2 separate regions of the Homo sapiens genome follow, and region 1 is linked to region 2. Evidence: read pairs that join two places in POLR2A ChIA-PET (ENCODE). Cell type or tissue: A673. All regions are shown on one strand.

Region 1 (4,000 bases), 60 kb after region 2:
AGTAATTTTGTTAACTCTGCAGATGCTTGGGAAGGTTTGTCGTATAACATGATACAGAATGTGATGAATGCTATTATGTACCTCTTGTGAGTATCTACTGGGTTTTCATCATCTCTGTATCCCTAGAGCCTAGCACAGTTCTCTTGGAAAGTATTGAGATCTCAAAGTCTGTTGAATTGAATTGAAGAAAATAATCAAGGACTATAGGCACTCCTGGAACTTTTGTGGGTAGAGTTTATTATAAATTAGTGCATGGAGTTGCATAGGAGTGGAGAGAGGCTTAATGGGTTAAAACACTGGTTCTGGAGTTAGATAGACCAGAGTATAAATTCTAGTTATGCTACTCACTAGCTATAAAGAGCTCTGAGCCTGTTTTCTCATCTGTAAAGAGGGATAATATTATTTTTGTTCTAAGATTGCTGTAAGGGTTAAATGAGATGCTGCTAAGGTGCTTAGCATTACAGATGGTATATAAAAAGAGTTCAGTATATAGTAGGTATTATTACTGTGAAACTTTTTACTGTTATTTTTTATTTTTCCCAAAGGAGACTTACATTTAGAGATTTAGTGCTAAAATACCTGTTTAGGTCCATTAAATGTTTAGAGACATTGGCTGCTGAGAGTTCAAATCCTGGGCCCTTCCCCAGCCAAACTGTCTTCTACGTTAAGAATAAGACAGTGTAGAAAAGTCTTGGGATGTCAAAAGGTAAAATGAGGCACGGTTAAGCTCAAAAGAATTTATTTGAGCAAATACCGATTCAGGAATTGGACAGCTGTGGTTTGCAGGCTTTTTGGAGGGAATGCAAGGAGAAGGCTTTTATAGGGTGAAAAAGGGAGTAAAGCACAGAAAATATTTGATTGGTTGCAGTTATAGAGTTGCTTTATTTGGTCGATTCTGCTGGAAAGTCTCTATGTAAGTTAGGCTTCTGATTAGTTAACTTGGTTTCATTTTTCTTTAATATAGGGATTTATAAGAAATAGCTGAAGTTAAGTTTTGCTTATGTTTGCAAATTGAGCAAGGTTAAGGTCACTTATGAGGTCTAAATGGATTTGTCTGGCCCAGAGATTCTTCAAGCCTGGTCTCCATTATAACTTACTTTAACGGAAATATATGCCAGTTCCTGTTGCTGGTGTATTGGAGCAGGCTGGAGCTGGCTTGAGTCAGCTTGAACTGGTTTGTGAAAGCCAATTTTGCTCAACTCTGAGTTCGTTGCTCTCTCTTTTGTAGGTTGAAACTAGCCAGGTGGGAGTGGTTACACCAATGAAATGGAAGAAGACCACAAAGGTTTTCTTTCTTTCTTTTTTTTTCTCTTACTCCCTCCTTTTGTAGAACTGGATGTTACCTAGTTATGGGCACCCTACTGCCTTCTCTCTTCTCTGTGAATACCTCTGTGGTGGTCTGAGGTAGTAGGGGAATATCAGGGCTTCTGATTTGCCATTTTCTAGCAGCCAGAACCCACTCTTCCTCCACCCTTACTCCTCGCTGGAGGTGAAGGATCTTCTGCTTTCCCCTGGTCCTCATGACCTCAGAGTTTCTGATGTCCTGGAGTCAGAAGTGTGGCAATGGGGTTTTTTTAGCTTCCTGGCAAGGAACATAACTTCATGTTCTCAAACAGACCTTTCAGGATAAAGAGTAGAAAACATAGATCAATATGTGCCCTGCTTCTATTTCCCCTTCTGCTATCGTTCATGAGGAACTATGACTTCTCTACACGTTCCAGCCAGTGGTGGGACCTTCCTCCATGTTACACAGAGACGGAGTGGGCCTAGAACAGCCTTTAAAAAATTATTGCGACTTTTTTATTTGTCTGAAAGAAGACATTTCCTAAGGAATTTATAAAATACAGTATGTGAAGAGTGAGTTATCAGAAACAAAGGCTTGGGATTAATTGTAGAAATCAAATTAAACCCAATAGGTTTTTATTATCATTCTCCAAGGTTTCTTAACTTGAAGAGAAAGAAAAACATCTTCCTTCCTTTTCTGAGAAGACATTTCGTGAATCACAAGGCTCTTTACCGGAATCATTTTGCTCCAAAACCTACAAATCCTTCTCAGAAGTTTTCATGGAACATTTTAAGTGAGGGGAGCTTGTAGCATGGAGATGGCTAATAAACAGTGAACCAATTCCTCTGAGCCACAGGCAAAGTTCTACACAGTCTTTCCTTAGATTGGGAATTACAGAAGCTCCATTATACTTTAGGGAAAACAACACTAAAAAGTGGGGGTAATTTGGGGGAAGCTTTGCTTTTAAAGACATCCATAGTGGTACAAGTTGTTCAGATGTTTCTACACTATTAAAATAACAACAAATATTTTTTCAGCTGTGATATCTATTGTACTTAGAGCAGTGCAAAATATTATTAAGTAATACATACAGTTAATCATCAACATGCTGATTATTTTAGTTAATCATCAACATACCGGATGCGTCATATTCTACCCATGGACGCTTCTTAAATTTTAGTGCCTGGGCAAGTAAGATGGAAGTGAACAGAGTGAAACCTTACCTCCAAATTCTTGACTCCTTTTAAAGACAAACATGTGGGAAGGCAAAAGGACACAAAAAATTTTTCCTAATGTTCCATTATTCCAGAGTTTTGAATGCTCCTTAGCTAATGTGAGTTTAAAAGCTGCAATGTTACATTAAATTTTTACTTCCATTATGGGGGGCTTGTTTCTTTTACCTTTGCAGAGATTCTCAACCCTCACTGTGCATCAGAATCACCAGGGAAATTTAAAGAGCACTAATGCCCCAATCCTATTCTTACAGATTCTTATTTAACTGGTCAATAGTGGGGCCTGGGTCGTGTTTTAAACATTAAGTTGGTGCAAACATGATTGCAATATTTAGCCAAGGTTGAGAACCACTGAGGCGAAATATTGTCCTGGTCCTTACATGATCGATTACCTTCTAAACATCAACCCCTTTCCTAGCCTCACTTCCCAGCCAGATCGGATGAATCCATGTGTCAACCAACAAATGACTTTTATCCATGTTCTGGGTGCTTGACCTTATGGAAGCCTAACTTCAGGAGGGTTACAGTCTAGTTAAGGAGACTACATTTAACCCACTAGCTCATTTAAGGCCAATGAGCTGCTTGAGGTTCTGTATATTTCCTGCTGCAGGTAGGAAAGATGAAAGAGATTTCTTGGAGATGAACCATGAGATGGGCCTTGAAGAATAGATAGCACAATTTAAAAGATAAGGATGGCAAGCCAGTAGCCCAAACATAGAAGTGAGGAAATTGACCTGACCAGAGATGGGAGAGCTTGCAGAACAGCAGTGGTTTATACACAGTTGGCCCACTGAGGGGCACTTTAAAAACCAGGTAAAAGTCATAGATACCTCACTTTCTAGGAACTTGGGCACATTACACCCCATTTCAATACCAATTAGTGCAATTTAAAAAGATAAAACAAGATTATGTGAGAGAGAGAAAGTTCCTGGGCTGGGAGGCTGAGTGGTCAGGGAAGTCCTCTCTGAGGAGGTGATTCATGGGCTGATACTTGATCTGGCCTAGCAGGAAGCCCGCCATATAGGTCACATGCAAGTGTAAAGGCCAGAAGACAGAAATGAACCTGGAATGCCCCAGAAATCACCACAAAGTTGTGAGCAAAAGGGAGATTGATAGATGAGGCTGAAGAGAAAAGTTAGTCAGTGGGCCCTATCAATCCTGTGTCTTAGCTTTTCAGGTTGTCCAGAGCACGGCTCTAGGGAGCGCTGTTCACAGGTTAGCCCATGGGAACTCATGCACCCTGCTGGTAAATACTCCTTCTCTTCAATCTCCTCCTCGCCTACTAGTCTGTTTTCCTCTGTGCCTTCACTGAAATCTGGCTTTTCCTGGGCATTATGACACCTTCTCTTATGGTGGCTGCTGATTCAGTCTACTTCTTGGTCACCGTTGTTTTTTGACCATGGTTCAATTTCTTACTTGAAATCTCTGCTTATGGCCCTTTCTCTACATTCTCCCTTCTGTCCACTGTATTCCAGGGCCCACT
Region 2 (4,000 bases):
AAGAAAAAACATTAGGTCACAACCTATTTCAGTACAAGAACCAGGCCCTCTCTTTCTTTATGTCCTGGTGCTAGTCTTTGTGCGTACAGGGTATTTAGTATACTGCAGCTCATGGGGCTACTCCTACAAGGTCACCATGAGTGGCTGGGGAGGGTCATCAAGAGGAGGAAAATGGGAATGACAGTTTCCATTTATCGTACCATCCTGGTAGGCTAGGACCATCAAAAATATTGTTTCCAATTGTCATTGAGCAAAAAGTACAAAATCAGGGCCATGGAGATTACATAATGTGTCTATATTCACACTCAGAGACTGATCTAGGACACAGAATAAGCCCATGTGATGTAGCTAGAGAAAGTGTGCACAGTGCTGGGCAGTGAGGGGAAAAGTGAGAAGAACAAGAGCTTCAAGTACAAAGACATTTACACGAGGATCCAAAGCAGTACCTAGGTGTTATGTATGTTTTTCTCAGTTAACGCCATACAAGGTGAGCCTCCAATTCTTATCCATAAAGTAGCTGAGGCACAAAGAGCTTTAAGTAGCTCCTCAGATATCAACTCTGAAATTCTTCTCTCCGGTGTTTTGCCAAAGGACTACACTCCTGGAATCTAGCTAGATAAACTAAAATTTTAGACTTTTGTGGAAAATAAAATTTATTTTTAAGTCTTACAAAGATAGCTTTATTAGTCACTTCCTCAAAGAAGACAACCACACAGATGGATGAAAAACTACAAGTGCTAAACTTCTTAAAGTAATTGTGACTCATTTCACATTTGTATGTTTCTGTTCTTCTTTTTGGGCTTTCCAACCAAATGTTAGATATCAGCTGGTGTGACCTACCAGAGAATTCACAGTAAAAGGCTGATCCATGTTGTCTTATCTGTGAAATGAGGATGTTCACTGTTTCTTCTCAATCACTTCATCTGTTTCAAAAACAAGAAGCAGAACTAAAGTTATTTTTTGAGACCCAAGTTTGAAATCCCAAACCCCAGGGTTATCTCTGCCTCAGACAAACAGGAACAAATTGAAATAACCTATATAACCTGAGTGTTTAGAGAGACTGTTGGAAATCTCTTCCTGAAAATACAAAACTGCAAGTGGTTATAGTTTCCTGAAGCTGATCTTTAAAAGTGAAGGTGTGAAAATAATTCACATTTGACTGACACCCAGTATGAATCTGCTGCGGGATACCTTACTTAGAACTCTATGCAAGGTTATAAAGTAGGTTTGCTTTCTTCAAAGGAATAAAGAAGATAATACTGATTAGAAGCATGGACTGTTAAACTTAGAGCCAGTCTGGATTTAAACTCAACCTTAGAACTATAACAGGCAGAATTCTAAGATAGCTCTGTGATTCCTGCCCCTTGATATCTGTAGGTTTGTGTAATCCTCTCCACTTGAGTGTGTTTAAGACCTGTAGTTGGCTTCTAACCAATAGAAGACAGCAAAGGTCATGGAATATTATTCCCATGAATATGTTGAATCACATGACAAAGATGAAGAGATATTGTAGATATAAGAATCCCCCTAATAATGTTAAGCTAATTAAAAGAAAAATTATCCTGAGTGGTCTGGATCTAATCAGGTAAGACCTTTAAAAGAAGTAGATTCTCTCCTGCTGGCCTTAAAGACTCAGCCACCACAAGTTCCAAAGCTGCAAGGAAATTAATTCTGCCAATGATCATACAAGCTTGGAAGATGACTGCAAGCCTCTGATGAGACTCTAGCCCATGTCAACAAGTCAATTGCTGCCTTGTGAGACCATGAGTAGAGGATCTAGATAAGCTGTGCCTAGACTCCTGAACCAAAAAGCAGCAAGATAATACATGTATATTTAAGCCTTTAATTTCATAAAAATTTGTAAAGCAGCAATAGAAAACAAATATGTTTAGCTGTGTGACTGCAGGGAAGTTATATAGCCTTTCTGTGCATCTACAAAATGGGAGAAACAGTGGTTCCTACATCATGTGGTTGTTCTAGGATCAAATGAGTTAGCACATAAAGTCTTTAGAGTATCAATAGCTCCTAGCATATAGTCAATATTTTATCAATGTTAGCTATTATTAGAATCTTTATTTTATAGTTGAGACAACTGAGGCTCAGAGAAGTCAAGTGAATGTACCCAAGTTTAAATATTAATTCAATAAATATTAGTAATTCCCATCCTTTTTATGCTAGTTTAGGTCAAGCTCTGTATCACCACTTTCCACTTCTAAATTTATTTTGTCCTTTATACCCCATTCATCACTTAGATGACTTTGAACATGGATCTTCTCCTCAGTTCCTCACTTAGGAAACAAGGGGTTAAGATGGATTCCTTTCAGTTATAATATTCAGTGATTCTAGAAATCTCAGAAGTAGATCAATCAACAGCTCCAGTGCTATTTTCTGGCCTAAATCCATGGTGGAGGAACCCTTCAAGAAAAATTACTCTTGTATTCCAGTCTTTCCCCTCCATTGTCTCCAGTAATCCCTGGGGTAAACATTGAGCTCTAAGCCTGCAGGCTAAAAAATGCCCAAGAAAGAAAAAACATGGTTCATCACAGTGTAGTTTAGAAGCTGAGTTAACAATTTTGGCACCACTGAATGTAGGCAATCCCAACTGAGGAATTAATACTTCTCAGTGAGAAGAAATAAACCAGGAAAAAAAGACGTTAAAAGCGTTAAAAAGACAGAGCAAAGGCTTATGGGGAATGTGAAGCCGGGGAGGGAGGGGAACAAGAAAACACTAGTAAGTCATTTATTAGGGCCTTATAAAAGAGTAGAATTGGCCAGACACAGTGATTCACGCCTGTAATCCCAGCACTTTGGGAGGCCGAGGCAGGCGGATCACCTGAGGTCAGGAGTTCAAGACCAGTCTGGGCAACGTGGTGAAACTCCGTCTCTACTGAAAATACAAAAATTAGCCAGGCGTGGTAGTGCACGCCTGTAATCCCAGCTACTAGGGAGGCTGAGGCAGGAGAATTGCTTGAATCCATGGGGCGGAGGATGCAGTGAGTTGAGATGGCACCACTACACTCTAGCCTGGGTGACAGAGCGAGACTCCAGCTCAAAAATAAAATATTTAAAAAGTAGAATTATTTCTTTTGATGATTGCTCAGATCCATAAAGAGAGAGCATAGAATTTAAAAGGTTGAAAATATTAGGATAGCGGTTTTTACATTTTACTGCATCTAAAATCACATAAACCTGAGATCTGTTTAAAATGCAGTCTCCTAAGACCCACCCTAAGGATTCTGAATCCATCGGTTTTAAGCCCACAAGTAGGTATTGTCAGATATGGCCCAGTCATTCCAATACATGAGGTTTCCAAACAATACTTTGAGAGACACTGCATTTCAGAATGAATTAAGCAGGATTCTTAATTGCAGGCAAAGGTCTGACTCTTGAATTCACAGAAGGATAATGAAAAAAAACACAAACTTCTAGGAAGGCCAGAGAAATCAGGTTTGGAAGCTACATATCCAAGAACACTGCCCCAGACTACACAGCAGCATTGGTCTGGTGAAAACACCTCTGCTATCTCTATCACTTGATGAACAGGGGATTCTACAGCTTCTACTACCAACACCAGCAACTCCAGCAACTAGCTGCTGCCCTGGGAACGATGTGCAGCCGCCATGTACTTCTGCATGTCTCTAGTTTCTATTTCAAAGCATGAGATGCAGATGTCTGACTGGCAAAGTCTGGGTCCCATGCCTGCAGCCTGGCTGAAAAGATGGCCGAAAATGTAAATATCTAGCACTTTATCCTCCTGTAGGAGGCAGTGGGATATGCCAAGAGAGGAAAGGTGGATTCAGGGCTGGGTGACCAGAAAACAATGCTAAGTGTGAGCAGAAACAATGAAACAAACATCTCTGTAATGAGCTTCTATATGTATGAAATGTTTAAACATATCTTAAACATCAGAGTTTATTAAATTACTATAGATAAAAACTATTCACTCCCACATATGAATATATTAATAATTCAGAAATAGAAGCCAACTCCCCTCAAATCT

What was found. ChIA-PET counts read pairs that join two places held together with the same protein. Peaks named below come from ENCODE experiments on the same cell type or tissue, not always from the same donor. Only the 100,000 strongest peaks of a DNase experiment are listed, where the experiment ranks them.
Region 1: POLR2A ChIA-PET joins it to region 2 with 8 read pairs; 8 of 35 experiments call an interaction of 5 or more read pairs at or near these places.

Annotation. Positions count from the first base shown.
Region 1 is chr10:88,838,688-88,842,687 of GRCh38, reverse strand. The region is part of intron 1 of ANKRD22 (ankyrin repeat domain 22); the gene reads left to right. Among named protein-coding and RNA genes, the nearest start is that of ANKRD22, 11 kb to the left of the region's middle. In A673, no CTCF peak of the experiment used is centred here; no DNase peak of the experiment used is centred here.
Region 2 is chr10:88,898,579-88,902,578 of GRCh38, reverse strand. STAMBPL1 (STAM binding protein like 1) reads right to left here. Exons shown (of 11, transcript NM_020799.4): 2 at 841-923. The coding sequence starts at 870. Among named protein-coding and RNA genes, the nearest start is that of STAMBPL1, 20 kb to the right of the region's middle. RefSeq lists enhancers at 394-493, 624-673, 3,651-3,740. In A673, no CTCF peak of the experiment used is centred here; a DNase peak (open chromatin) is centred at 2,468; H3K27ac peaks cover 785 bases.